Linked DNA regions of Mus musculus: region 2 is linked to region 1. A link is a loop called in an ENCODE intact Hi-C map of the cell type or tissue named here. Cell type or tissue: heart. All regions are shown on one strand. Each heading gives the region's core, and the rest is flanking DNA. Links, peaks and the distances in the headings are about the cores only. Region 1 holds the start of Trim21 (tripartite motif-containing 21). Region 2 holds the start of Stim1 (stromal interaction molecule 1).

What was found. Peaks named below come from ENCODE experiments on the same cell type or tissue, not always from the same donor. Only the 100,000 strongest peaks of a DNase experiment are listed, where the experiment ranks them.
Region 2: it touches region 1 in a loop (4-fold over the local background); 2 of 42 quality-filtered maps call a loop at or near these places.

The regions. Positions count from the first base shown.
Region 1 is chr7:102,557,273-102,572,904 of GRCm38, reverse strand. Trim21 (tripartite motif-containing 21) reads left to right here and starts at 7,423. Exons shown (of 8, transcript NM_009277.4): 1 at 7,423-7,516; 2 at 8,565-8,633; 3 at 8,780-9,211; 4 at 9,544-9,639; 5 at 10,887-11,117; 6 at 12,290-12,312; 7 at 12,837-12,937; 8 at 13,242-14,985. The coding sequence starts at 8,816. The coding sequence ends at 13,783. It also overlaps the pseudogene Gm5339 and a transcript of Olfr550 not described here. In heart, for the core only: a CTCF peak has its summit at 6,484; a DNase peak (open chromatin) is centred at 7,374; H3K4me3 peaks cover 961 bases; H3K27ac peaks cover 669 bases.
Region 2 is chr7:102,255,916-102,271,547 of GRCm38, reverse strand. Stim1 (stromal interaction molecule 1) reads right to left here and starts at 3,729. Exons shown (of 12, transcript NM_009287.5): 1 at 2,995-3,729. The coding sequence starts at 3,133. In heart, for the core only: a CTCF peak has its summit at 4,353; DNase peaks (open chromatin) are centred at 3,637, 4,287 and 4,747; H3K4me3 peaks cover 2,439 bases; H3K27ac peaks cover 1,421 bases; H3K27me3 peaks cover 1,873 bases.

The DNA.
Region 1 (15,632 bases), core at 2,501-10,500:
GAGTGGAAAGAGAGACAGACTGACACAAAAGCCTCTTGTGTAATTCATAAGCAGCTATAACTATCTCACAGTCAGCGCACTGGGCTCTTCCCTCCTGTATTAACACAGATAAATCTAAGGACATCTGAGCTCTCTGCAAATGTCATCTCCCTTTCACTTCCTTGAGTGTCTTTGGTAATATGGATGATATGTACTTTCTATTAAAAGCATACATTTCACAGTGGCGTGTCAGAGGTTGGAACATGTTAGTATATAACATATATTACATTCTAGGCAGGCAACATAGGATTCTAAGTGCACACTCGAGGGGCTGAAGAATTGGCTGAGTGATTAAGAACACTCATTACCCAATCCACATGACTGATCACAACCTTTTGAGAGTACATTCAGTGTACATACACACAGGCAAGCAAAACACTCATACACAAAACGTAAGTGTTAATGTGACCAGTCATCACATGGCTGACAGCCTCCTCAGACAGAATTAGCTTAGTTGAAAAAGGCCTGTCAGATGCCCTGCTCAGACTTGTCAGAAATTGACATTTAAATGGAAGTTTAGTCAAGTAGCTGAACCTAAGACTGAGGCAGATTCTATGTTGTCACTATCTTTGCCCCACAACAGGCTGAAGAACACCTATCAGATTCTGACTGGTCCTGAAGCAGTCACTGCAGGGAGTCCTGAGGAACCACCCACACACCTATAGCTTTTCCCAGATTTAAGCAGGTAGTTGAAAATTGAAGAACATGGTTTCCCTTCATCCCGAGTCCCTCATCTTTTCATGATGGTCCTTGGTTCCAATCACCTAACAAAGTCAGATTTAAAGAAGGCCTCATGGAACTGAACCCCATATGTTATAAAAGGAAAGATTGGGAAAGGCCTTCCATTCAGTCACTATCATGTCTCAGGCTGACTGACTCAGAGGGAAGGTGGCTGCCCTAGATGGATTTCGTTCTGCTCAGCATCAGAAATGATGATGCAGGCAGATGGAGCAAGGCCCTGGTACCCACTGCCCTCAGTCCAGACATAACACCTCATCGGTTCACTCACCACAGCTCCAGAGCCTGTGTCTCCTCTCATCTGTTCCTGTGTTCGTAAGAAGCATCTCTTGTTCTGCCCATGAAGTCCAGCACTTTATAATCTTCCTGTTAGAAGTAGAGACATAACAGGTCTGCTGGGAACCAGATGCAAAGCCAAGAGATTTACGCAGCTGGCCTCGCTGGGGTCCCTGAGCTCTTGGTCAGGCAGCTCTGAGACTTGGTGGGAAGTATCGGGCAAATGCTTCCGTACCTGCTGATTTCTTGCAGGAGGATGCTCAGATACCTCATATGGAGTTGCTATTTTTCCAGAAGACCCAACCCCATGAATTACAGTGACAGATCGAAGCAAGCGGATAACTAAAGACTGAGGCACACTCTGTCCTTCTGGCGAAGGGACGTTGAAGAACGCCTACACACAGAAAGCATCGGCACAGAGTCTTGCTGAATTCTGCCAAAAAGGAAACAGAGTAGCCAGAAACAAACATCAGTGCTTTAGCCCTGGGAAAGTTGCAAGAGAGGAGGAAAAGGGGTTCTCCACTTAACCCCAAGGTGCTGCTTAGGAAATGACAGTGTTTGAAAGTGAATGTACATCATGAAGCAAACTTTCTCTCCGTAATGCCCTTGGAGATTGTCTGCCAAGCATGAGGTAGTGGAAAACTTCAAGGATATTTATTTCTAGATCTGTCATCAAATATGTGATTAAAACAAGGTGACTTCCGTGATGTTTGGTCTTTATTTGTATCTTATAGGTGATGCTTGGATCATAATTATTCATAGGAACGTTAATTACTATGATTAAATTGGGATGTATGGGACTAGGAGACAGTGTTCTTCCAGAGGACCAGAGTTTTGTTCTCAGCACTCACATCTGGCAGCACAACTGCCTAATAACTTCAGCTTCGAGGCATCCAACATCCTCTTCTGGTTTCCATGGGTACTTGCCCACGCAAACACGCAGGCATGTATACACACCACAAATAAAATAAATCTTGGGTTTTTTCTCAACACTCAATAATCTTGTTTCTTTCAGAGATCTTTACTTTATAAAATGACTTTCCACACTTTCTTTTAAAATGCAAACTTTGTGTGATTTTTTTCTTGTTTATTGTTTGAGAATTTCCTACATGCATATACTATGTTTGATCAACTACATACCCCATTCCCTTTCCTTCAATTCTTCCCTATTCCCTCAAAGTTTTTCCAGCCAAATTCATGAGCTTAAAGAAAAAACTAAAAACCACTGAGGCTTTTAAAACTTAAATAAATTAGAATGTATGAAGCTCTTAGGAAAGGACTTATAAACTTTATACACACACACACCTTTGAATTACCCACAAGAAGTTAAGCGCTGTCTTTGGTGGCCTGTCAAGCCTCCTCTGTAACAGCATATCACATTAACCTCCCCCTACTCCATGGTTGTAGAGGACTTTTAATACGCTTTGTATTTTAGACTTTATCAAACTAATTCAAAAAAAGAGGTGCTTCACCAGCTCTCCAGGTCTACCTCAAGCCAGCCGGTTGACAACTGAAGATAATCTCAGACTCCTTGGACTCTTGCTTATGTCATTTTGATCCATTACGGAGTCTTGAGATTTGGCTGGTCCCTTGGTCCTATGGAGGCTTGATGACCTAGTGTAGGGAAATGCTACTGCGCTGAGGCAGGGGTGGGTGGGCAGGTGGGGGAGCCCCCTCATAGTGGCAGGGGGAGGGGATAAGGGGTTGTGGAGGGGAAACTGGAAAGGGGACAACATTTGAAATGTCAATAAATACAATAACCACTAAAAAATTTTTTAAATTGAAAAAAATATTTTTCAAAAAGGATTATGCCAATATTCCCTACCCTATATAAGCAATTAAATACTTCTTGGGGGTGGGGTCTCTTAAGCATTAGCTAAAGTCATTCTGCATGCTGATAGAAAAATAAAGACTTTCTCCTGAAAAAAAAAATGATTGGCAATGGTCTGCCCGCCCCCAAGTTGCGCACACTCCACCCCTCTCTGAGAGCTGTGCAGTGGCATCCTGGTACAGTCCTCAGTGCTGACACTGCAGAAAGATGGCTGAAGACGTGGTGGTGGTGGTGGTGGTGGTGGTGGTGGTGGTGGTGGTGGTGGTAGTGGTGGTGGTGGTGGCCAAATTTGATTATGTGGCACAGCAGGAACAAGAGCTGGATATCAAGAAGAATGAGAGATTATGGCTCCTGGGTGACTCTAAATCCTGGTGATGAGTTGGAAATTCCATGAATAAAACCGGTTTTGTCCCTTCTAACTATGTGGAAAGAGAAATTAGTGCTCAGAAAGCATCTATTGTTAAAAACCTGAAGGACACCTTAAGTCACAGGGATTGGGTGTGGGAAGTTTCAGTGTTACAGAACACACCAGGAAGCTCACAGAAAATGATCCCGGAGCTGTGTCAACAAACTTTGAAAAGAGAACACAGAATTTTTACTCAAAATGAATTGGTTAAATAACTTTAAAGATTTTTTTCAGCATTGGGGAAGTGAAAAGAAAACCCGGTGTTCTAGATACTGCATCTCCTGCTGATGATAGCTTTGTTGATCCAGGAGAATGTCTCTATGACCTTAACATGCCTGCTTTTGTGAAATTTAACTACATGGCTGAGAGAGAGGATGAATTGCATTGATAAAAGGGACCAAGGTGGTCGTAATGGTGAAATGCAGTGATGGATGATGGCATGGCAACTACAACAAACAAACTGGATGGTTTCCTTCAAACTATGTAACTGAAGAAGGTGACAGTCCTTTGGGTGATCATGTAGGTTCTCTTTCAGAGAAATTAGCAGCAGTTGTCAATAACCTAAATATGGGTCAAGTATTGAATGCTGTACAGGCTCTTTACCCATTTAGCTCATCCAATGATGAAGAACTCAGTTTTGAGAACGGCGATGTAATGGATGTTATTGAAAAGCCGGAAAATGACCCAGAGTGGTGGAAATGCAGGAAAATCAATGGCATGGTTGGCCTGATGCCAAAAAACTATGTTACCATTGTTCAGAATAATCCATTAACCTCAGGTTTGGAACCATCGCCTCCACAATGTGATGACATTAGGCCTTCACTCTCTTGGAAGTCTGCTGGCAATCCTTGGTATTATGGCAAAGTCACCAGGCATCAGGCAGAGATGGTATTAAATGAAAGAGGGCATGAAGGAGACATCCTCATTTGTGACAGTGAGTCTTCGCCAAATGATTTCTCAGGATCACTAAAAACACAAGGGGAAAACAAACATTTTAAAGTCCAGCTGAAAGAGACTGTTTACTGCATTGGGCAGCAGAAATTCAGCACCATGGAGGAACTTGTAGAACATTACAAACAGGCACCGATCTTTACAATGAACAAGGAGAAAAATTATATCTTGTCCAGCGTTTGTCTTGATAGTGCTCGTCAGCAGTGACTGCTACACAACTTTAACTCGTCATGTAACTGGAGACTGAGAAAGTGCTGGGCCAATTGCACTTGCTTGGAAAGTGCTGTTTCTAACTATATGAGAATTGACTATAATCCGTGAGTACTTTTGTGATAACTCAGACCATACGTATATACTACATATGCAGTGCATCTCTAGAGAAGAGTTCTTTATTCTTGGTCTTCTGTCTTACTGTTTTCTTTGCTGTTTTTCTCTTTCCTTCCGACAATGAAGGTTTTGTATTCTGAAATGAATAATTTGGTTTAAAATCTTTATATGGAAGAATTCTTTTATTGCTGTTTCTTTATTTCCTTGTAAAGATAGCCTGTTCTCTCATAGTTCCTCTTCACATAAAATTATACCTATATGGCATATGATAAAGGACATTTCTTGTAAAGTGTTCATCTTTTCTGTGACTAAATAGCAGTAATAAACATAAAATAAGAAATTTTTTAAAAAGATTTGAGTTTCCCTTCACTTCCTGTGGGAAGTGAAAGGAGGAAGTAGGTGGCTCCTGGAGGAAGTAGAAGTGCTGCCATAAATAACATATATAATAAATCATGTAATATGCTATATCATCATATATTATATTGCTTTTAGCCTGTTTTTTACTGTTTCTAAGAAAAATCTGAGCAGTTTTCTGGTGAATTTTTTACATTATTTACATTAAATATTATTTATGTTAAATAAATCAAATTTTTCTAACAAAATAAGTAATATTCCAGCATATCTGTTTTCTCTCCTACATTGTATCTACCAAGCATCACCATTTTTAACTTTGCTCCATTAAGCTCTTTCCAAAGCATTACCTGTAACCAGTAACTGTTTTATATATAATTCCTAGTAATGAGGTTATGGAAACCATCATCTTGAGTGTGCATCATCAGAACAGGTGGTCAGTAAAACTGGGCCATGACTTGTTGAGAGTGGAGGTGTGGCACCAAATTGAAAATCTCATCTATGTCTGTGTCTTAGTGAAATTAATAGATCGAGATAATGATGACGACGATGGTGATGATGATATGACAGTAACAAGAAGTGAAGCTATGGATTAGGATCCTTATTTTTAAAAAAGAAAGAAAGAAAAAGAAAGGATACAAAGAGAAGGCCTTGTCTTTGAGGAAAAGAGCAAGTCTGGAAAGACCAGTCTGCTGCTGCCTTACTTCCCATCCTCCACAACTATAAAAAAGAAAGGTATGTTTTTTTTAATGAATTACTCGATCTGTGATATTTTATTATAGGGATCAACAAAGGCTTTAACCATGAGAGTAAAGGGCTATAATTCTGATACATTGTTAAAACCAGCAAGTGGTCAGCCCTCCGTCATCCTTTTTGGTTTGGTTTGGTTTTTCTTGGTTTTTCGAGACAGGGTTTCTCTGTATAGCCCTGGCTGTCCTGGAACTCACTTTGTAGACCAGGCTAGCCTCGAACTCAGAAATCCGCCTGCCTCTGCCTCCGGAGTGCTGGGATTAAAGGCGTGCGCCACCACACCCGTCATCCTTTCTTGTCCCTCTCCCACACCCGTTGGTCCTTTCTTGTTTCCAACTGGTCCTCCTTCTGCTTCCATATTTTTGGGGGCTTCTTAAGTCACTAAATTAGAAATAAGTAGAAGAAGCTTTTCCTGTCCTGGACAAAATGTACTTGCATATCACCAGGGACAACTTGGGTTGCCAATACACACTCAAGTTAGTAGAGAATATGATTAAAACCCAAAGTATAAACATCTCACTTCACCAACACACTAATAATGTGCTAGACAATAATATCAATAGCATTAATTCTTCCCAAATAAAGACTTGGGTCATTTTGTCAGGGAGAGGGAAGTTTGAAATATCAAAGTACTATCTGTGAGTGAAGGGAGTTTGGGTCTTCAGTAGGTGGGGTCTTCAAACAATTACCAAGGTGGGAGCTGAGGCAGCTCTGAGTACAATATGTTAGTAGTCCTGTGTGCACATTATAGAGTATATATCAGCACACCCCTAGGGTGTGCATTAATCTCTCTATCCAGTGTGTAAACTGAAACAGAGCATCCTCTGGTGGTGAATAGCAAAATAGACATTGACTCTACCCTCTGCCTTATTTTGGGACCCAAGTTCTTTGCCTGCAGGAAATAGCAGCAGACCTTCCGTGGTAGAAGCAGAGTCGTTTTCTGATGTTTATAGATGTCTTCGTCCTTTCGGATGCTTGACTCTTTTTCATTCTGCTTTCTAGGACTGTTGTGCTCCAGGAACCAAGCCCCAGTACAACAGCACAATCTAGACAGTAGATGTTGCCTGGCGGCCTTTCACTAAGAGAGATCTCTTAAACAGGACTAGAAATTTCAAATCACAGAATGGTTTTGTTTCCTAAATATAATAAATAGCGAGGAAAATTCCACTGCTGTTTTTAGCGCAAGTTATAATACAATATCAATTGTCCATAAGTCTTAACTCCCTTCACTGGTACAACACATACCTTGACATCATAAAGAATAAATTTCTAGCCCCAAACTATTTGAAAAGAGCAAAATCACACAACAGAGTGGTGGGAAATGGGTATACTTCAAGTACTCTGTACAATTAATATATACTAATAAAAAACAGTGACGGTGGCGGGATCAGTCTTGGGGGAAGCTATCCATCCCTGTAGGAAACAGATGGTGACTCCTCCCTCTCCCATTCAGACCTCTTCTCTCAGAAGCTCCCAGGTAAGAAGAAAAGACCAGTGTCAAAGATCGATATCCTGTAGATTACATTCTGTTAAAGGGGACAAGGGGGCCTTAGAGAGACCCAGGAGGACAGGTACTGAGTTTTTTCCCTGCCTGTGGCCAGGAGTCAGTTTCTTGCACCTCTGACCTCTCTCCTCCCACTCTCTGCCCTGTCTCTGCCCAGTCTCCGCCCAGCCTCCGCCTTCTCTGCCTCTAACCTCCTCTTGCCACTCAACTCCTCACTCCTCCCCTTGCTCCTCCCTCTTCCTGCTAGACCTGCCTCTGAGAGGAAACTGAAAGTGAAATTTGGACTGCAGGCTTGCAAAAGCGAAGCTGGGAGCACATAACTAAAGCTGAGGACCCTGGTTAGGTGAGTGAGACTGGGACCCCTGGCCGGCCTAGGTGGGCTCTTTATCCCCACACCAGATTCAAGGAGCCTCTTCCCATCAGCACCCCACACTCGGGAATTTGCGAACCCACCTGCTGCTTCTTTTCATCAGAGTTGTCTTGTCCTAGCCCTGCAGAGCTGCCCATGCTGGCCTGTGGAAGCTGGGCTCTGAAAGTGACTTTCCTAGTGCCCTGGACTAGCTGAGACGACAGTCCTAGCAAGGGCAGGAGAAGCAGGGTGGTGACCTAGGCCAGAGGGGAGCTCAGGGAAACCCTTACCCCTTGAAGATCCCTGCTTGAGGAGAGTGCTATCCATGTAGAAATTTCTGTGGATTTAAGATACTCCACACCCTAAAGGAAGTTGAGACTAGGTTTGGAGCAGCTTAGAGAAGAGCCCAGGGAGTGCTCCCCAAAAATGTTCACCGGTGAGCACACCTGCATGTTATGTACATAGACATTTATAGAGGGGAACATATGGGCACGCCTACATTGATGCATTTGTGCACAAGTATAGTTTGCATATAAAAACATCAATATATGTGTACATACATATATAAAAACATGCATATACACACATGCAACTCTTATAACTGGGCCATATACTCTTAGACAATGTACTCCGGATAATGAATGACATCTTACATGAACCTGAGTGGGGTCGCTAATGACACACCTAGGCTGCATTGTGTTGCCTATTGCACAACCACCATATGTGCAGCCTGTCATATTTGACAAAATGTCTACTATGATGTATAGCTGCATAAACCTTGACTCCTAATGCCTGACCCCTGTGGTTTCTGCCAAGATTAATGAAGACTAGTATGAGCTAACTCTGGTTGGAATATGGAGGGTCTGTGGTGATATGGTAAATGGTCGTTACTGCCATGACTGACGTCTCTGGGCAGTAGAGGCATAAGATGACAGAAAGGAAATGGGAGACGCCTAGACAGTGAGGGTTAAGCAGGGATGGGTGTGGTGACGGTGGAGCTGTTAGCAGCGTTACCCCCACCAGTTTTCTCTGTCTCTTCTAGAAACTCGGTTTCCCCTTCTGCCTGGCTTGCTCAGTGGGTGAGGCCGGAGGAGAGGCTCCTGTCATTCAGGTTGGTGCTTTTGCCTTCTGCCTTTCCCTCCTGTGTCATCGCTTGTCCACCTTGGCATTATTTGGGGGAGTTTGGGGTTTGCCTTGCTTTTGCTTTTGTCCTACAAACTCTCATTTTTATCTCTTCGCCCCTCTGCATCTCTCAAGATTCCACGGCAGATATCACCCTCTACAACCTCAAAAATGTCTCTGGAAAAGATGTGGGAGGAGGTCACCTGTTCTATCTGCCTGGATCCCATGGTGGAGCCTATGAGTATCGAATGTGGCCATTGCTTTTGCAAGGAATGCATTTTTGAAGTTGGGAAGAATGGGGGCAGTTCATGTCCCGAGTGCCGGCAACAGTTTCTGCTCCGAAACCTCAGGCCCAATAGACATATAGCCAACATGGTGGAAAACCTTAAACAGATAGCCCAGAATACCAAGAAGAGTACCCAGGAAACGCACTGCATGAAGCATGGAGAGAAGCTTCACCTATTCTGTGAGGAAGATGGGCAGGCCCTTTGCTGGGTGTGTGCCCAGTCTGGGAAACACCGGGACCACACCAGGGTCCCTATTGAAGAGGCTGCTAAGGTATACCAGGTAAGGCCTTAGCACAGACTAAAGAACATAGCCACTTTGTCCCCCAGAATGGTGGCTGAGAAGTTGGGGGATGAAGGGATAATTTCTCCCTTCATTGAGAGGAGCTTGTGTATGGAATACAACTTTATTTCTCAGCAGCAGAGGCAAAGCCATGGGAAAGGAGTCATGCATCGTGCTTCCTCGTGGCTCCCGGGTACATTAGAAATGCAGTGGCCCAGATCCCGTTACCCATTGGTGTAACTCTGTTTTTGTTAAGACATACTAGATTTCTTCCATAGTCTTTCCATCTGCCTCCTCCAACCTGGGGACTAACCTGCCATCTTTTTCTACAGGAGAAGATCCACGTGGCTTTAGAAAAACTGAGAAAGGGGAAAGAGTTGGCCGAGAAGATGGAAATGGATCTCACGATGCAAAGAACAGACTGGAAGGCAAGAGCTGTAGGCTGGGCTGTGTCCCAGGTCTTGACCTCAAGCAAGCCTTAACCATGACTGTGCCTATCCAAGGGGCGGTAGAGTTATTATATAGGTCACTCTCCAAGACCCATCCACACACTGTGACTCCAGATAGAGAGGAATTGAAAGAAAGGAAGGAAGAGAGGAGAAGGAAAGAGAGAAGGAAAGGAAGGAGGGAGGGATAGAAGAGAGTCAGGGATGAAGGGAGGCAGAAGGGAGGGAGGGAAGAGGAAAGAAGGAAGCTTAAAATCAGATGGGATTTTCCCCAATCTGGCACAAATATCAAGAATTTCTGGAGAAAGTTTAAGGTTTCGTCATTCCTTCTGACCCTGTCTCAGGGAACAGCATAGTCAACATTAGTTTCTTGGGTCTGTGATAGGAAGTCCACCTGACCTGGTGGCTGCTTGATGGTGAGCAAGTTATTAGTCCAAAGCCTGCTAGGGACCTAAAGCCTGTCACAGTGAGAATTTGCTGGTAGAAAATGAAATGCATCTGAAACTGGGTAGGAATGAGAGGCTCACAGCCAATCACAGACCCCAAATGAGTAGCAAAAACTTGACCCTCCCAAGATGGCAAAGACTGTTTTCCTGGGACCACTGCTTTCCACCCAGGGTATCAATGGGTATGGGAACAGGTCTTATGCTCTACAACTTGCTGAGATAGTAAGACAGAGGAACTCACATGGGCGTTAGTAGCTTTTGGAAGAAAGGTTGAGAAAATATCTGGTGCCGGAAGCATGCGTAGGTGGGGGGGGGGGGGGTCTAGGGGACAGACACCACCCAAGCTTAGGAAATTTTTATGGGAAAACTCTTGATGGTCCCCAATGAAGGAGCTAGAGAAAGTACCCAAGGAGTTGAAGGGGTTTGCAGCCCCATAGGAAGAACAACAATATGAACAAACCAATACACCCAGAGCTCCCAGGGACTAAACCACCAACCAAAAAGTACCCATGGCTCCAGCAGCATATGTAGCAGAGGATGGCCTTGTTGGATATCAATGAGAGGAGAGGCCCTTGGTCCTGTGAAGGCACTATGCCCCGATCTAGGGGAATGACAGGGTCAGGAAGCAGGAGTGGGTGGGTTGGTGATCAGGGGGAGGGGGGATAGGATGAGGGGTTTTTGGAGGGGAAACCAGAAAGGGGGGATAACAATTGAAAAGTAAATTAAGAAAATATCTAATAAAAAGAAAAAAGAAAACCTCTTGTCTTCCCCTTGCCACCACAGAGGAACATTGACACCCAGAAGTCGAGGATTCACGCAGAGTTCGCACTTCAGAATAGCTTGCTGGCTCAGGAGGAGCAGAGGCAGCTGCAGAGGCTGGAGAAGGATCAAAGGGAGTACCTGAGACTCCTGGGGAAGAAGGAGGCTGAGCTGGCTGAGAAGAACCAGGCCCTGCAGGAGCTGATCTCAGAGCTGGAGAGGAGGATTCGTGGTTCAGAGCTGGAGCTACTGCAGGTGCGACCCCTGCGCAGGCACAAGGAGTACCTTGGGAAAAGCCTGCGCTATATGGAACGGCTCTTAAAAAATGTGCTTGTTGTGTTTCTGTAAACTACCTACATTATCTTTAATGTGCTCTCGTTCTGCAGGTAGTCTCACTCTTTTCCCAAAATAAACTTAAAATAATTTTTTTCCGAAGCATAGGAACTAAAATAATCATGTATTCGTACTACTATTCTTTTTTCTAATTTTTCCCATAATGATGATAGCTCAGGTTCCTAAAGGGCACACTAGTGGCCTGCCAGGCTCAGGTTAGTACCGCTGCAATCTCACTCCATGGAAGAGAAAATGTTAATGGAATTAGTGGGAGATTCCCGTTAACTTACATCAGTTTATCTAAGTAGTAAGAGGCAGAAATTAAGATGACAGATTGTGTTTTAGAGTCAGTTCATACTCTAAAGTTGCATCCATTGCATCCACCCTTGGTATATTAGCCTGGTGTTGGGACACTCTAGGTTTCTTTTCTCATACCTGTGTCACTGTCTCAGTCAGATGCATACAGACATTTCTTTCTGCTTTGTATAGAAAAACTGATTGTATTGGTTTGACTTGGCAGGCTTCCTCTTGCCTGTCACTGAACTGAGCTTCCTGGTGCCTTTTTAAGGAGCCTAGGAGGCTGCCAGTTCAAATGTTATGGCTGTCACTGCCTGAGAATGAATAGTCTCACTTGAACTCACTCTAAATAGTGAAGAGGATTAGCCACAGCACAGGACAAAGCTTTTAACCAACTAGCCATTCCTCCACAAACAGTTCAAGCCCAAAAATAGCAGGGAACCTCTCTGGACATCTACCTAAGCCATTCTCTGCCTGAAGCTACCTCCCGGCTTCAGTCGGGTTCTGTTGTTTATCTTCCTCTTCTACTGGCTCCATGGCCAGCCCCGCTCCTCCAAGAACCCAGCCCTTGTAAGTCTCTTTCTCTGTCAGTCTTTAAATCCCTGGTCATGGCTAAAGGCCATAACCACGTTGGCTTCCTAGATATTCTGTGAGCCATCACATGCCATTTCTGGTAACGGTTTGTCAGAGTTATCTTTGGGGCCTTACCCAAGGGCGATGTCACATGGCCCCAGGAATGGCATCTCAGTGGTCAGTCAGAAACTCCAGAGTTGACTGTCTGTCTCTTCTCTCCTCAGGAGGTGAGGATCATCCTGGAAAGGTAAGGAAAGGGACCAGGAAGCATGTGTGCATAGAAACCTGGTCCACTCTAAGACGTTCTCTGCTTTCAAATGGCTAATGAACATATCAAATGATGAATTGCCCGATGAATATCAATCATCTTTGTACATTAAAAGTCTCCCACCAGAAAGTGGTAATCTGAGTCTGCTAGAACTCTCCTACGGAAAGACATTCATAAGTAATGAGTAAAACCGACAGCATGGCCAAGAGTCCTCCAAGTTCTTCACAGAAGTCATTCCACCTGTTAGATGGTTTGCTGTAAAATTAAATAAAATCCACAAGGCCATGACTTTGGGCTCTGGAAAGAGATGGAGATTTATTTGAGATTCCTAGAACTTGGAACTCCTAGATAGGAACTTTTTTTTCCTTTCCTGTGGACATTGAATGCATGTGTATTTGTATATTGGTATTGAGTTTAATTATTGAGCCGTCCATGAAGGAGAGCACTGGGGCCTAAGGTAGAAGATAGGAGCAGGAAGTAAGATTCTCAAACTCTTTCCCTAGGAGTGGATCCTGGAACCTGGACACGTTAGATATTGACGCCCCAGACCTAACAAGCACATGCCCTGTGCCAGGGCGGAAGAAGATGCTGAGGACATGTTGGGGTAAGGCGACATCTAGGAATTGTGGGCTAGACAGAAAGGGATAATGAGAGTGTGGAGTGGACAGTCATGAGGAACCCAGGGTGGTAATGTGTGGAAGAGGTGGCAAGTGGTACAGGTGGAGCAGAAGACATAGATGAAGTTTCCTCACATGTCAGAGGAAGGGCAAGAGTAACTGTGGGTCATTTCCTCACATGATGAGATTCAGGGTCACCCCTCACCTTTGAGTTTAAATGGATCTCCTCACTCTAGGCAAAGAGCAGCTGGCCTCATGCATCCAGTCTTACTTATGATCTTCTTTCTGCAGTTCATATTACTCTGGATCGCAACACCGCCAACTCATGGCTCATCATCTCAAAGGATCGGAGACAAGTGAGGATGGGAGACACCCATCAGAACGTGTCTGACAATGAGGAGAGGTTTAGTAATTACCCCATGGTGCTAGGTGCCCAGAGATTCTCCTCTGGGAAGATGTACTGGGAGGTAGATGTGACTCAAAAGGAGGCCTGGGATCTGGGGGTTTGCAGAGATTCTGTTCAGAGGAAAGGGCAGTTTTCACTCAGTCCCGAGAATGGCTTCTGGACCATTTGGTTATGGCAAGACAGCTATGAGGCTGGTACCAGTCCTCAGACCACCCTCCACATTCAAGTACCTCCATGCCAAATTGGGATCTTTGTGGACTATGAGGCTGGCGTTGTCTCCTTCTACAACATAACTGACCATGGCTCCCTCATTTACACCTTCTCGGAGTGTGTTTTTGCTGGACCTCTGCGACCTTTCTTCAATGTTGGTTTCAATTATAGTGGGGGAAATGCAGCGCCTCTAAAGCTCTGTCCACTAAAGATGTGATGGTCAGGAGCCAGTGCCTACTGACGGTACTTCCCGGACACTTACCTCCTCCCTGTCCTGATCAAGATCCAGTGACTCCTGGGGACCATTTCTGGATACTGCTGCTCACTTCCTGTTGGTGTTCTTCAGCCATGCACTTGGTCATTTTGACCCATCTAGTTGGAACTACCCTAAACCCTCATCTCTTTAAAGGAGTCAGGGTCCCAGGATGAAGGTATCAGCTGGACATAACTGAAAGTCAATGTCAAATGACCTTCACCATCAATATACCTGACATAGATTCCGCAATGATTCCTCAATGAAACAGACTCCTCACATTGGACCCAAACTCATCTAAAAGACAAACAAACATTTCTGCCTTTATGTGACTTCCTTTGTTTTCTCTGTCCTTGGTTGTTACCTTTGGCTAGATACCTGTCTACTCCTATATCTTTTGTGGCTTGCAGAAGGACTTCCTAGAAATTGTGCTTGAACTATCCTGTTCAGTTATTATTGGTAAAATATATATATATATATATATATATATATATATATATGCATACATATGTCTTAACATTATACATCTTCTGGTTTGGTTTGTTGTTTTGTTGTTACTGGGGGATTTTAGGGTTTTATTGTTCGTTGTTTGTTTGTTTTCCCTCCCTGGAATGCTCTATGCACTTCTTCTGTAAACCCAGGTCAAGAATATCTTCTATGGGAACAAATGAAAGCCAGGATAAAGTAGTGAAAGTGGTTCAGACAAGAGCTGAATGTTACACTGACAGTATGCTCAGTATCCCCAGTGATAGCCAAAGTCTGGGTGCTGTGCTGGGTCTGGTCAGTGAACCCCTGCTGTTGACTCTCACAAGGCTACAACAGCTGTGCTCAGACACTGCCTGCTGTCATTTTGTGGATATGTTGGTTTCTGATTCCATTGCCTTGAAGAAAGTGAAATTAGTAGCTGAACTAGTATACAAATATTTTGAAAGCTTCAAAAATACTACCTGGAGATTTATGTTACATAGTTAATAAACCCCTTATTCTCCACTGAATGGAATTGGGAGGTTTCATACTATCTCAGCTTTCCCCCATAGCCAATAACAAATGGTCTGGATACAAGTGTCTTTGTTACATAAAAGTTACCTTGAGAAAGATCTCCAAGTATTGGTTCCAATTCTGAATAATATGTCTTTTAAGATCAAATAAAGCCTGTTGATTTTCCTGAGCTTCTTTCATTCTACCGCCACCTTTCAAATTAACAAACACAAAGAATTAAAGAAACATCTGTACTGGCTCAGGCCGGACAAAATTGCAGCAGAGAGAGAGATGGGCACAGAGTCCCTCCCCTGGCTAAAGAGCTTTGGGCAGTTGCTGGGAGAAGGAGAGTCAGCTTGCTTTCAGGGTATGGGCCCTCCCCCAGTGAAAGCCCCATCTTCAGGAGTGTATAGGCAGCATAAACAGTGCCTGGTGGGTTACTTCTTTTTTTTTTTTTTTTTTTTAGGTATTTTCCTCGTTTACATTTTCAATGCTATCCCAAAGGTCCCCCATACCCACCCCCCCAATCCCCTACCCACCCACTCCCCCTTTTTGGTCCTGGTGTTCCCCTGTACTGGGGCATATAAAGTTTGCAAGTCCAATGGGCCTCTCTTTGCAGTGATGGCCGACTAGGCCATCTTTTGATACATATGCAGCTAAAGACAAGAGCTCCCGGGTACTGGTTAGTTCATATTGTTGTTCCACCTATAGGGTTGCAGTTCCCTTTAGCTCCTTGGGTAATTTCTCTAGCTCCTCCATTAGGGGCCGTGTGACCCATTCAATAGCTGACTGTGGTCATCCACTTCTGTGTTTGCTAGGCCCCGGCATAGTCTCA
Region 2 (15,632 bases), core at 1-8,000, 300 kb after region 1:
TTCTCTATGTATTCCTAACAGCCTAAAACTTACTGTGTAGACCAGGCTGGTTTAGAACTCACATAAATCCACCTGCCTCTACCTCTGCCTCTTGAGTGTCGGGACAATAATCATGTGCCATCATACCTGGCCACCATAAGACTTTTAGCAAAATCCTTAGAATCAAATCTTATGACAGATAACAGGTTGGAGGGAGGGGCGATTCTTTTATCAACGCCTCTCCAGGAGGAAAAAAAAAAAAAAGCACTCCTTTTCTTGGATCTCAGACACAAAGTCACCAGGGCCTACCTAACTGCCAAGAGGAGAGCAACATTTTCTAGGCCCCACCTAGCACTCCTTTAACAGGACAGGACCTGAGAAGATGGAAGAAGTCCAGGACTTAAGATCAGAACACCTGTTTCAAATACAAAGCAAAGAACCTAGTCCTACTCTCTCAGTCCCTCAGTCTCCCTCTCTCTCTTTCTATTTTTCAGTGTGTGTGTGTGTGTGTGTGTGTGTGTGTGTACATGTGCACGATGTGTATTTGTGAGCACATGTGCCATGATGTACATATGGAGATCAAAGGACAACTTTATGGGATCAATTCTCCCATTACTTGGTCCCAGGGATTGAGCCAAGGTCATCAGATATACACAGGCAGACCCTTTCCTTGCTGAGCCATCTTGATAGCCCAAAGCATTTATTCACATGTAAAAATAAGGATGTATTATCTTTCGCTGCATTTTAATAGGGTTATTTTGAGGCTTTGCAGAGTAAGCCATGTAACTGTAAAATATAAACTGTGCAGAGCACACAAATTTACCAATTATGTTGAATCTTGCTGAGAAAATGGTAGCTAAGACAGGTATGGTGTCTTGTGGCCTGTAGTCCATCCCTTGAGTAGTGGAGGCAGAAAGATCAAGACCTCAAGACCAGCTTCAGCTACTTTTTAAGTTTAAGGCCAACCTAGGCTACTAAGTCTAAAGAAAGAGAAAGACAGGGAGAGTCAGAGGGATAGAGGAGAGGGAGGGAAGAAGAAAGAACAGTATAGAAGGGGTAGCTTTAACAGCAAGTAAAACTCATGTGTTCTGTGGACACAGAGGACTTGGAAAGACTCTGCACAAATCCTGGCTATAGCAACAGTTTCACTCCAAACCCTTTGCAGAATCTAGGGTAGAAGCCACTTCTTTGAAGAAGAAAGAAAAGTCCCTGCCTGAGCCAAAGTTCCATAGTGACCCAAGTAGACAAGCTACCAAAACAATACAGGTAGGAAGGACACCCACATTCCCACAAAAACGATAGGCATTCCTAACACATAGAGTCCCTGAGACTTTCCTCCCTGGAATATAATTACTACAACGATGGAAGCCAATTTCTGAACTAAGAGGAAATAAAGATGAAAAGAGAGGCCTTTATGGCGTAATCTAAACAGTCAGTCCTCAAAGATAGGACGTTTGAGGAATGTCTCCACAGACTCATCCTGAGGGATTCCTGAGGAATGCTGGAATGCTTCTCTACCTTAGGCAAAACACACACACACACACGACCTACAGTCAACTTCCTAAAGGCTTGCTAATGCCTAAAACTCGAAGCTGCATTCTTTTAGTTTAGATCTGACATACCAAACAGCTCTCAGAAAGATTGATTTTATGTCATACACACATATTCTGAAGTGAAAACAAGAGGATAAATGATCAATTATAAACCAGGATGTCTGTCACTGGGACTGCAGAAAGACTACTCAGGGTTACTTCACAGTTCAACCAATTTTTCCATTCATAGCCCAATGGGGGGAAACAAATTTAAGCTAAGTTTCAGAGGCCTAGGAGATTTCCTATGGAGATGCAGGAATGACCAATCCTAAAAGCAACAGCCCTAACTCCATGCTTGTATAAGGGACAGTCCTGGCCTCACCTACAAATCAGCCCTTGAAACACCTAAAATTTCAGACAACCAAGTCAAAAAAGCTGAAAGAGGGCAGCCCAAGAAAAAGTCTACCACTAATGCAATCCATAAAAGACTTCACCGCCATATTTTATATTCTTTCCCTGCTTGTATCAGCAGATACCCACTGAGACATCCCCTCTCTGAACTTGCCTATCCTCAAACACCCTAACTAGTCTTCTGTCCCCAACCCTTCAGGCTACAGTCTGGGGCAGATTGTAGTGACAGGGTGTGAAAAACAGAAAAAGAGAACTGGTGAGCTTCTAAACTTTGTGTAAATTAATTGTATTTTTTTTAAAGGTTCCTTTCTACTGCAAAAGTATTGGCCAGAGCTACTACTGCTAAACAAAGCTCTGTAAGTATACAGGGAAAATAAGGACAGATTAAAAATAATAACATGGAATCCTTACTCTCATCAGTCAGAAGAAACGGATTAAGTCAACAAGTGGTCCCAGGATTTTTTATTACCGAGAAGTCAAGAAAGGGCCATTTAAGTCCCTAGTGGTAAACAGGATTCCATCTAAGGACTTGCTTTGATATTTCACATGGGCACAAGCAAAAGACAGATTTCCTAAGGGAAAGGAGGGACTACGGTGGTTCTCACGGTGGTTAGAACAGAAAGGCACACCTGAACACCAAGCTGTAGAAAAACAGACCCAGCCCTGCCCTGATCTTCCCTGCCCATCCCGAGTGGCCTCAACCCACCATTGCCACACACCCCCTTATACCTCAAGTGATAAAACTGGCTAAAAGGAATTTTAACATCTGAGAAGGCTACTCTTCCAGACAAGAAGTCCTGAATGGGGCCTCAACCTTACTGATCTAAAAAGTCAAGGTGTCCCCATGAGGCTTCTCACTACCTTCCGGAGGAGGGATAAGGAAAGTTGCTCTGGGGAAATACTAACATTAGGCATGACTACTACACGAAAGAACTTCTTGGACTACTGAGACTACACAGTGTTATGGTGTATCTCACATGTGCGGAGATTCCAACGTGCCCACTTCGGGCCACTCAGTCTTGAGTCAATCAAGCCCCCAGCCCAGTCCAGCCCGCCGCAAGGCCTTCTTTACCTGCTTCGGTAGACTCTTCAGAAGTCGCCCCGGAGCTAGCTCCTGTATTCTTTTCACTGTGACTATGGCTGAGACTCTGGCCCTGATGCAGAAGGAGCCCCCAAAGAAGCCACAGGGCAAGACGGGCGCACACATCCATGACGGTAGGTCTCAGTCAACATGCGCCTGCTGTAGACACCTTTGGATCCCAGAAGCAAATCCCAGAGTCAGGGAGTGCAGCCGACGGTTCCAAAGCAAGATGCCCTCGCGGCGCCGCAGCTGTCCAGCCACCTGCGGGCTTACCTCCTCCGATAAGCGAAGGTCAAGTGCCCCAAGTTTGGACGCAGAAGGATCGGAGTCTCCGGTCCAACTGTAGGTCCGCCGGGGCTGCGGCGGCGGCCTGAGCTCTATCTGCTTCCGGAGAGTTTGAGCAGGGTGGCTGCGGGGCCGCTGTCAGCTCCGCAGCCTGCTGCACCCCTGCGGGAGGAGGCGGGCAGAATCTCCCGCCCGCACTGAGGTGGGGGAGGGAGAGAAGAGAGGAGAGAAGGGGGGCACCTGACCTCGCCCCGAGAAACAGCGGTGAGCCTCAGCAGCTAGGGCTTCGGCGTGCGACCTACAGGCCCCAGCAGACACGGATGTCTCCGGGATCCTAAGACTCCTAGGCCGAGGTCAGCGCCCCCGCCGGGTCCGGTACCTCTGCGGCTCCTGGTGCCCCGGTGCAGCAGGCGGACGCGCACGGGCCAGGCCCGGGACAGCGGCTCCCGGGAGGGCGGGAGGGCGGGAGGGCGGCACGGGGCGGGCCCGAAGTGGGCGGGGGCGTGCTCTACCGCCGGCCCGCCCCGCGCCGCCCGGCCCCCAGCGAAGCCCGGGCCCGCCCCAGAGCCGGCTTATCCCGGAATAACCTGTTGGAGAGCGCCCGCCAGAGCCCCCCGCAACTGGCGGGGTCTCTTGGGGACCCTGCCTGCGCTGGTGGTCGTCAGGACCGCGGCCCCGCGACAAGGATGGGGCCTCGGCCTCTGCCGTGCGCACCCCAGCCTCCAGCTCTAACGCCCGCCCGCAGGCGGGCCCCTGACACGCAGTTGCTCAGGTAACTCAGGCCTGCGGCGGCGGTGACAGCTACTGCCCTGTCCGGATCTCCGGGCCGCAGCGCTGCTCTCCGGACTCCACTGTAAAGTCAGGTTGGACAGAAACTCCGCACTAGGATGACAAACCTGGAGCCGCCTGGGGTGACTATGGTCCTGCTAGGTTTGGCCAAGGGGCGCGCTCCCAGCCCCCAACTCCCGACTCCCAGGCTCCGCCCTTTCGACGCGCCTCGCAGCCAATCGGCTTCCGCCTCTCAATAACCCGCGCCTCCGGTCTCCCGTACGCAGCGGTCCCTGGTGGCCACATCTAAGTACTGCAAAAGGACTAGTTCCTAGGTGGCCCTGACCCTTTCTAGAGGGTTACTGAAGGGAAGGGAAGCCCCTAGTCAAGCCCTTTAGAGGCTACAAGTGTTTAAAGAAGAAATTGTTCCAAAAAGCAGAATGAAATGCCCATCCCACTGTAGGTAAAACGTCACCTGTACGTAGCCTAACAGGTCTATCTGCTTTCCTAACACCCTGCCCGTCCCTGATCTACATCCTATGCCCTTGTGTAGCTCTTGCAACCCACCTCTCAGGCCCCACCCTCTTGAGGTTTGTGGGGTAAAGCCCGTGATGGTTCCTCCCATCTCATTCTCCTATCTCTCTGATTCCGTTAGAGGAGATGGTAGCGACTTGAGAATAAGTGCCCCAAAAACAGAGAACCCCGCCCAGGCTTCCTTTAGCAAAGCCTATACTTCCTGTTCTCTTCTCAAGCGTACTGTCAGCAGATCTTTACCGAAACCTCCGTGCCCTACCCCTGTCCTTGGCACCGGAGGCAGGAGACTGGATTAGGCCCAGTCCCTCTTCTGACAGTGATAAACCAGCTCCTGTTATGAGTGAGCCCTTTGAAGACCAGAACACGGATTTGCCCAACAGCTGCCTGGCTTAAGGGTTAGGCTGTTGATATAAAAATACATGTCAGACGTCATCTACTATCACTCTCTCCACTCTGTTAATCTCCCATCACACTGGCCTTTTTTTTTTTTCTTGTGGTGTGTGTGTGTACACTTTTACAATATCAAACCCAGAACCTCAGACACGATAAACAAGCACTCTATTCGCCACGCTAAACATGGACCTTCAGGAAGTTCCCAAACACATCAAACAGGCTTCAGAGCATTTGTGTCTGTTGTTTCTTCTACCGAAAACCTTCCTCACCCTACTTCCCCACCCGCTCCCCACCAATAAACTTAACCTCTTGTTATTCTAGATATTGTTGAATAACTCCTTAGAAGGTTCAACCTAAGGCTGACAATATGGTTTAGTGGGTAAAGAAGCTCACCACAAGCCGGGCGCGGTGGCGCATGCCTTTGATCCCAGCACTCGGGAGGCAGAGGCAGGCAGATTTCTGAGTTCGAGGCCAGCCTGGTCTACAGAGTGAGTTCCAGGACAGCCAGGGCTACACAGAGAAACCCTGTCTCAAAGAAAGGCAGACAGAAAGACAGGAAGGAGGGAGGGAGGGAGCAAGGAAAGAAGGAAGGAGGGAGGGAGCAAGGAAAGAAGGAAGGAGGGAGGGAGCAAGGAAAGAAGGAAGGAGGGAGGGAGGGAAGGAAGCTACTATCTGTATCACCTTCAAAGCCAGTCTACAGAGTTAGGCCCTAAATATAGCCACTCCTCCCACTATCGTGTGGTTGTGAGTTTTCAGAGGTCTCTGAGATGTACACCTGCACATCATAAATACTTAGTGAAAAGCTTACTGGTAAATGTTAGTTCATTTGATCACACAAATATCTATTGAATGACAGCCATATGCTGGAAAATTGGCCAAAACAAAAGGCGAACCCCTGACCTAGATTCTATCAGACCTATGTTCTGAGCCAGCTCTCAAACTCAAGTCACAAAATGAACAAGTAGGCAATGATGTGACTAAGTCTTAGGTAGGAGTGATAGGGGTGGGGACTACAGACTGGAAATCAATCGGGCAGAAAGGTGGACACAGCATCAACAGATTGTGGCCAAAAAAGGATAGAGACCTTTTAGGATTCAGACCCAGGACAAACAGCTGAGGTGAATGTTTAACATACCAAAGTGGACCTGGCCTCCAGGTTCTCCCGGTATCCCTCAGTGCCTACCTGACATAAGACTCCCTGTACCCAGGGGCTGGGCTTCCCCTCCCCTGAGTGCTCTTTCCTATTAAGTGCAGACATTTTAGTCTCTCTTGCTCTCCTTCTCACTCCCTATCCCTGCATTTTCTCTCTCCCTGCATATGAATGCTCTTCCTCTTACCCCCCTTCTCTGTCCCCCTCCCCTAGGTGACTTCCCTGGCCTCGTTCCATGGGACCAGTGAACCCACCTGAGAGTGGCTTCCCATTAAACCTGCTTTGATATACTTAAATTTGACTTGAATAGGCTCATTTCACTGGCAGAGAATAACGTATCAAGGAGTTGGAGAAATGGCTCAGTAGCTAAGAGTGCATGAGCTCTTTCAGAGGACCCACATCAGGTCTGCCATAACCACCTGAATGTCCAGCTCCAGGGGGATCCAGTGCCCTACACACACACACACACACACACACACACACACACACCCTGCATACACACACACACACAACTAAAAATAATCTCAGAGAACTGGGAGGGCTAAGTTACAGCTGAGAGGAACAGGGCTTGCCTCCCATGCCAAGGCCCTGGCTTCAATTCTGAGCACGGCGAAAAGTAATTAATTTTTTAAAAATTGGCATTTGTACAACACAGAAAAACTTAGAGTAGAAAAGGGATAGAAATATAGCTTATGAGTATTTGCCTTGCAAGCACAAGGCTCTAGGTTTGGTACCAATGCCCCCATCCCCTTCCCCCACAAACACAGTAAGTAGGTTTTGTTGGGCATTGTAAGTCATGCCATTTAAGAAGTTGAACCAGGGGCTGGAGACATGGATCAGCAGTTAGGAGCACTAACTGTGCTTCCAAAGGACCTGAATTCAATTCCCAACACAATATGGCAGCTCACAACTCTAACTCCAAGACCTAACACCCTCACACAGACATAAATGTAGACAAAACACTAATGCACATAAAAAATAAAAGTCGGGGGCCTGGAGTGATGGCTCAGTGGCTAAGAGCACTGACTGCTTTTCCGGAGATCATGAGTTCATTCCTGGGCAACCACATGGTGGATCACAGCAATCTGTAATGGGATCTGATGTCCTCCTCTGGTGTGTCTAAAGACAGCGACAGTGTGCTCATATACATAAAATAAATAATTCTTAAAATTAAATAAATAAATAAATAAATAAATAAAAGTGGTTGTTTGCCTATCCATGTCACGATTACGAGGTGTGGCCTTGTTGGAAGAAATTTATCACCCTGGGGTGGCCTTTGAGGGGCTTATGCTCAGGCTCTGCCTAATATAGAAGAGAGTCTCCTCCTGGCTGTCTGAGGAAGAGTCTCCTGCTTGCCTTCAGATCAAGATCTACAACACCATGTCTGCCTGGAATGCTGCCATGCTTCCCGACATGATGATAATAGATGATCTGTAACTTACTCTGAAACTGTTAGCCAGCCCCAATTAAATGTTTTCCTTTATAAGAGTTTCCATAGTCGGTGGGGCAGTGGTGGCACACGCCTTTAATCCCAGCACTTGGGAGGCAGAGGCAGGTGGATTTCTGAGTTCGAGGCCAGCTTGGTCTACAAAGTGAGTTCTAGGACAGCCAGGGCTACACAGAAAAACCCTGTCTCAAAAAACCAAAAGGAAAAAAAAAAAAAAAAAAGGAGTGCCATAGTCATGGTATCTCTTCATAACAATGGAAACCCTAAGGCACTGAACCCTAAATTCAATGCCAGGCCTAGCTACTCAGTGAGTTCTAGGCCATCTGGTACAGAGGTAGAGCCTGTCTCAATTAATGTCTGCATGAGTGTAATCCTAGCAACCTGCCAGCCCCTTTGGAGGCTGAAGCAGAAAGATCAGGAGTTTGAGATCAGCCTGGGCCACATAGTGGAACCTGTCTCAGAAAGAAAAAGAGGTCATACATAATCCATCACTGGGGCGGTAGAAGCAGAAGAATGAGGAGTTCAAGGCCGGCCTCAGCAACACAGTGAATTTGAGGCTAGCCTGAACTATATGTATCAAAATCTTAAAAGAAAAAGAAAAAGAAACTTTAAGAGGAAATCATGAATGCAGTCCCCTGCTACCATAACTTGAGTTTCCATATCTGGGAAAGCAGGTAAGTGCTACTACTGCTACTATGACTGCTATTGTACATGTGTGTGCCTCTGTGTGTGCACGCCCAGATGCACGCAAGTACTCACAGAGGTCACAAGAGGGCATCAGACTCCCTGGAGCTGGAGTTCCAGTAGTTTTTTGAGCCACCTGATGTGGATGCTAAGAATTCAGACCCTCTTAACCAAAGAGGAGGTGGTGTGTGCTAACCACTGAGCCATCTCTCCAGCTCCAATGTCTTTAAGTATTGTGAAAATAACTTGTGCTTCATGTTCTTCTTGTGTTCCTTTACATGCAACTAACTTTAAAGCCCAGCTATGGATCCTTAGTGTAAGCACGAGGATCTGGTGTGTTAGTGTGCCTGTAACAGTGCTGCTAGGGACGTTAAAAACAAGTGGATTCCTGGGACTCATTAAGCCAGCCAAACTAGCATATTTGGCAAGCTCCTGGCTAATGAGAGACCTTGTCTCAATGAACAAAACAAACAAGCAAACAAACAAAACCCACAGTGGATGACTCCTGAAGAATGACACCCAAATCTGATTTCTGATCTACAAACACATACATACACACACACACACACACACACACACATACACATGCACACACACACACACACACACACACATATACACATGCACACACACACACGCACACACACACACACACTCGCGCAAGGCGAGGGATAAAATATGTAATGCAGTGGTACAGCACATGCTTTGCTTGTGTGACACTTGACTTTGATACTCAGTATCAGGAAAATCAACCTTGTATAGGCAATTTAAAATACACCTATAGCCTGTGTTAACCACTCTGGCCTTGTTTATCACATCAGCCTAAGCCACTCCAGTTTTGTTAAGAAGTCAAGCATGAAAGAGCAAAGAAATGCATCTTGGACAAAGTTTCTCTTAAAAAATAACTAGATCACTTTTCTTAACTGCCCCATGATCTCTACAGGAGTGTAAGTGCACCAGCTTGACACAGAAAGTTTTGGTCTCAATGGGTCTGGTGGAGCAAGCCTGTAAGCCCAGCTCTTGGGAGTTTGGGAAATGAGATCAGTTGTTCAAGGCCTGTCCTGACCTCAAAGGCGTGGTGGTTCAAAACCAGCCATGACAACTTAGCCCATGTCTCAAAATAAAAAGTAAAGGTCTGGAGAGATGTATGAGGGCGCTTGACTCTTGCAAAAACTGGAGATGATCTCTGCACATGCGTGTGGTGTACATTCATACACACATACATGTAAGTTTTTAAAAATTAAAAAGGAAATAGTAGTGGGGCTGGGGAGATGGCTCAGTGGTTAGAAGCACTCACTTATCTTCTGAAGGTCCTGAGTTCAATTCCCAGGACGCACATGGCAGCTCATAGCTGTCTGAAGCCGTCTTTTGTGTGGATGTACATGCAGACATAGTAGCCATATACATAAGATACATTTAAAGAAAAGTAAAATGAGGACTAGGAATGTAACTCAGTTGTAAAGTGTCCAGCTAGTATATGAGGTCATGAGTTCAATTCCATAGATAGATAGATAGATAGATAGATAGATAGATAGATAGATAGATAGAGAATTGAACTCAAAACCTCACACATACTACATCATGTGTGTGTGAACACGTATACATACATATATATATATATACATATACATATCCACATATATACATACATAGCCTTGGTCTTAGAGGCAAGAAACCAGGGTCAGTCACTTACCAATTTACACTTCAGTTGAATTAATTTCTCAAAACCATTTACATTTTCCTGTGAGGCTGAAATGTTGTCTAGGGGCCTAGAGAGATGGAAAGATGGCTCAGAGGTTAAAGGCACTTGTTGCTCTTGCAAAAGATCAGGGTTCAATTCCCAGCAACCAAAGGGGTCTGCAACCCTATAGGTGGAACAACAAACAATATGAACTAACCAATACCCCCAGAGCTAATGTCTCCAGCCTCATATGTAGCAGAAGATGGCCTAGTCAGCCATCATTGGGAAGAGAGGACCCTAGGTCTTTCAAACTTTATATGCCCCAGTACAGGGGAACGGCAGGGCCAAGAAGTGGGAGTGGGTGGGTAGGGGAGCAGGGTGGGGGAGGGTATAGAGAACTTTCGAGATAGCATTTGAAATGTAAATAAAGAAAATATCTAATAAAATAAAATAAAAAATAAAAAAAAATCTCAGCAACCGCATGGTACTTCACAACTATCTGTAATTCTAATTTCATGAACTCTAATGCCCTCTTCTGATCTCCATGGTCACCAAGCACACATAGAATTCACAGACATACATGCAGGCAAAACACACATAAGATAAAGTGAATAAATTTCATAAAATGTTTTAGGGCTGAAGAGATGGATCAGTGGTTGGGAGCACTGGCTGCTCTTCCAGAGGACCTGGGTTCAATTCCCAGCACCTACACAGCAGCCCCTAACTGTCTGTAACTCCAGTTCCAGGAGATATGACTTGCTCACACCGATGCTCATAAAATCAAATTAATTTTTAAAACCTAAAACTAGGGGCTGGGTGCATAGCTCAGCTGGTAGAGCTTGCTTAGCATTCATGAAGCTGTGGGCTCAGCCTTCACCTCATAAACCACACAAGGTATGCAGCTGCAATCCTAGCTCTCAGGGTGGGGGCAGGAGGGGTAGGAAGGACAAAGTCAAGTTTAACTAGGTAGTGAGTTTGAGGCCAGCCTCAACTACAAAAAAAAAAAAAAAAAAAAAAAAAGTCAAGAAAAATAAAAACAAAACAAATAACCTTTAAGTACATGTACCAGATGATTTTTTAAAATAAAAACTTAACTGCCAACTGTGTGTACATCCAAAATAAAAGCAAGGTCTGAAAGAAATAGTTGTACACCCATGTTTGCAGTCGTGTCATTTAAGACAACTACAAAGTGGAAATAACACAAGTATCCACGGATAGATGAGGGGATACACAAAGTGCAGCACTGCTGGGCAACCTTAAAGAAAATAAAGGAGTGAAGTGCAGGCCGGCGGATAAAGGGAGCTTGCTTGGTGCTCGCTGCCAAGCCTGATAAACTGAGTTCAATCCCCAGACTCCACATGGTGGAAGGAGGGAACCGACTCACACGAGTTGTTCTCTGACCTCCTCATGACCATGACACACACACACACACACACACACACACACACACACACACAAAGAAATTTTACACATCCTACATGGCTAGAACTTTGAAACAATGTTAGTAAAAACCAACCACAAAAGAAAAAAAAAGAAAAAAAAAGGCCATGATTCCATGTCTATAGTTTCCTAGAGTCATCAAATCCCCAGAAACAGAAAAGACAAAAGTAGTTGAGTAGTTGCTAAAACTAGCAGAAGAGGGGATATGAGTTGTTTAAGCATGTTTCAGTTTTGCAAGAGGAAGAGTGTGGCAATTAGTTGTGCCACTGTGTAGACGTATAAACTGTACAGTTTATGGCTAAACTGTACAGTTAAGAAAGATGAAGAGGTTGAGGGTGAAGGGAGAGCACTTGCCTAGCAAGCACAAAGCCCTGGGTTCAATCCCCAGCACCACAAACCCCGGTGCCATGGCGTCCATCCATGGTCATGGCTACAGAAAGAGCTGAGGCAGGAGGATTGCTTGAGCCCAGGATTTTGAGACCAGCCTAGGACGCATAATGAGGCCCACATCTCAAAATAAAATTAAAGATTAAGATTTTATGTTGTGGTATTTTTGTTTTGTCTTGTTTTACTTTGCTTTTTCTCTGTGTAGCCCTGAAACTTGCACTCTAGACTAGACTGGCCTTGAACTCAGAGGTCTGCCTGCCTCTGCCTCCCCAGTGCTAGGATTAAAGGCATGGGCCATCATGCCCGGTATGTTATGATTTTTGTAATTACTGTAATTATTTTAATCCTGAATTTAGATTTCTCCAAATGCTTTGAGGTCTCCAAAGATTGCAGTGTTTATTTGGTTGTTCTCAGAATACAGTCACATAACAGAAACATAGTTTGGTGTAGGGTAGAGAACCTGGATTTAAATTTTCATATTATGGGTTTTTTTTTTTTAATGGGTAAGGTTTTTTGTTTGTTTTGTTTTGGTTTGGTTTGATTTTTTTTTTTTTTTCAAGACAGGGTTTTTCTGTGTAGCCCTGGCTGTTCTGGAACTCACTCTGTAGACCAGGCTGGCCTCGAACTCAGAAATCCACCTGCCTCTGCCTCCCAAGTGCTGGGATTGGTAAGGTTTTTTAGATAGCATACAAAACAGTGACTTTAAACACCATTTTCATGTAGAAATATCATGCTTTGTTCTTAATTAGCCACCACCCTCCTTCCCCAGCCTCTTGCCCACGGCTGGTTGGCTGGTCTGGCTGCTCCACGCCTTCCTCCACGTGGCACATCTGCTCTCCTGTGATATATATTCAGTCATTCTCTCCCATCCTCCAGCTTCCCTCCTCCTCCACTCTCTGGCCCCTTTGTGCTTTCATGTCTTCAGTACATATGTATGTATATGTATAAAACTAAATCTAGATTGCATATGAGAGTGAATATACAATACTTGCCTTTCTGGGTCTGGCTTGTTTAGCTTAGTATGATGATTTCATTTCACCCATTATCCTGAAAATGTCCAGAAGAAAACTCTTTTCTTCTTTACAGTGGATACAATTCCATTGTATATATGTCCAAAAAGGTTTATGACGTCAGGTGGTGATACTCATGTAATATCATCACCTTAGAGATGTGAACAAAGGAGGAGCAGAAGCTCAAACCATTCTCGGCCACAGAGCCATTCAGAAGGCCTGTCTGGGCTATCTGAAATCCTGTCTCAATATAGAAAGAAAAGGCATCTGGGTAGATCAAGTTCACTGGGAGAGGCACTTGCCTGGCATGTATTCCCAACAGTGTGGATTGCACCCACCACACACACACACACACACACACACACACACACACACACACACACACACACACACCCTTCAGATCTGCTTAGAAAGGTTTAGCAATCCTTGTCTGGAATGCTTTAGTAGTGGCGCCCCCTGGCGTCCAAAATAAAGACTACATGTTCGAGCTGTGTAGCTTGGCTTCACCAAATAGAATCATCTCCCCTTCCAGAATTACTTCCTGAATCTTTTTTTTTTTTTTAAGAGTTATTTATTTTATGTATGCGAATACACTGTTTTCTATCTTCAGACACACCAGAAGAGGGCATCGGATCCCATTACAGATGGTTGTGAGGCACCATGTAGTTGCTAGGAATTGAACTGAGGACCTCTGGAAGAGCAGCCAGTGCTCTTAATCGCTGAGCCGTCTCTCCAGCCCGAATCTTTTTTTTTTTCTTTTAAGATTTTATCTGCTTATATATGTGTATGCATGTATTTCTCTGTGTGTGCCACATGTATGTGGACACCTGCAGAAGCAAAAAAAGACCATCAGATCCCTGGAGCTGTATTACAGGAGGTCGTGAGCCACCCAATGTGCATGCTAAGAACTGAACCCTGGTCCTATTCAAGACTAGTAAATGCTCTTAACCACTGAGACATTTCTCCAGCCTCTGAATATTTTTCTTAAAAAATACATTGTATAAGTGTGTGTGTGTGTGTGTGTGTGTGTGTGTACGTGTGTGTGTGTGTGTGTGTGTGTGTGTGTGTGTGTGTGTGTGTGTGTGTGTACTATCCCAGAGGAGCCATGGTATACCTGTGAAGGTCAGAAAACAACTTTTGAGATTCAGTTCTCTCCTCAAACTCAGGGTGATATGCCTGTCTCTGCCTTTAAGCCCCAATTCCTTCATTGCCTTTTTTTAGATTTACACACACACACATATATACGTGTGTGTATATGTGTGTGTGTGTGTGTGTGTGTGTGTGTGTGTGTGTGTTCTGCTTGTCTAAATGTGTGTACACTGACTTCATACCTGGTCCTGTCCATAAGGAATGAGATCTCCTGGAACTGGAGTTAGTTACATGGTTGTGAGGTGCCATGTGTGTTCTGGGAACAGAACTCCGGTCCTCTGGGAGAGCAAGACAGTAGGTCCTAACCACTGAGCAACCTCTCCAGCCACCCAACCCCCTTCTTGACTCTCCCTGTCAATCCTCACTCTTTTATTCAGCATCTACTCACAGTAGCCACTTCCACCCTCGCAGAGCTTGGAATTTAGGGAGAATGTACAGACATATGTGAAGAGATAGTTTATAACTTGGTACTGTCTTGAGAGGGAGCTGTACAAGAATAGATGAGGTGTAGAAAAAGTAATTACTTTCCTAGAAGCAGTCAAGGAGGCTAGACAGAGGCACAGTTTGGGAGGGCAAGAGGCAAGAGGGCAGCTTCAGACTGCCTCAAATCATACCTGAGCTCTGGCGTGTGACTTCTAAGCAAGTCAGTCAATCTCCCTGGCCTTAAACTCTCCCTCTGGCCTTAGTTTTTCCTCTGGAAAAGGAAAGGTTCTATAAAGCTCAAGTAAGTTAAATCTGTATGGTAACTCATACCTGAAATCTCAGTACTTGAAAGGCTGAGTCAGCAGAATTGCCATCATTTCAAGGCCAACCCGTATTACAGAGTGAATTCCAGGCCAGTCTGGTCTTAGAATAAGACTCCATCTCAAGAAAAAAAAAAAAAAAAAAGTAAATGATTTAATGTGTGTAAAGCGATCAGGACAGTGTCTAGCATAATATGCTCAATAAATACTGACTTTATCAGGAATATCAGAGCCATTAAAGAATTACACCAATGCTGGGCAGTTTTGGTGTACACCTTTAATCCCAGCATCTGGGAGGAGAATCGGGTAGATCTCTCTGAGTTTGGGGCCAATCTGATCTACAGAGCTCATTCCAAGACAGCCAGGATTATACAGAGAAGCCCTGTGTCAACAAACAAACAAACAAACATCATAGAATTACACCAAGATCAGTTATATACGTTAGGTGTTACAATGCACACCAACATTCCAGGCACTCAGAAGGTAGAGGCAGAAGAATAAGGAGTTCAAGATCAACCTTAGCTCCAGAATAAATAGGAGGCTAACCTTGGGAAACATGAAACTCAGCCTCAAAAACAAAACAACAAAATGAACTAAAGTTATAGGCATCAAAACATTCTGATGATAACGCTGAGAATAGATCAAAAAGGTAGGAGCTAGACAGGTGAGGTAGTCAAAGAGACATACACGGAAAACCCAGCTCACCTTGTTAATTTAATTTAATTATTGTTTGTGTGTATGAGTGTTTTGCCTCCATGTGTGTCTGTGCACCATCTGTGTGCCTACTGTCTGCGGAGGCTAGAAAAAGGCAACTATCTGTTACATGTGGTTTTGAGCCACCTTGTGTGTTCTGGGAACCAAACCTGAGGCCTCTGTGGATGAGGTAAGGACTCTTCATCTCTGAGCTATCTTTCTTTACCTTCATATTAGATGAGTGATCTTGAGCAGAACCTGAGGA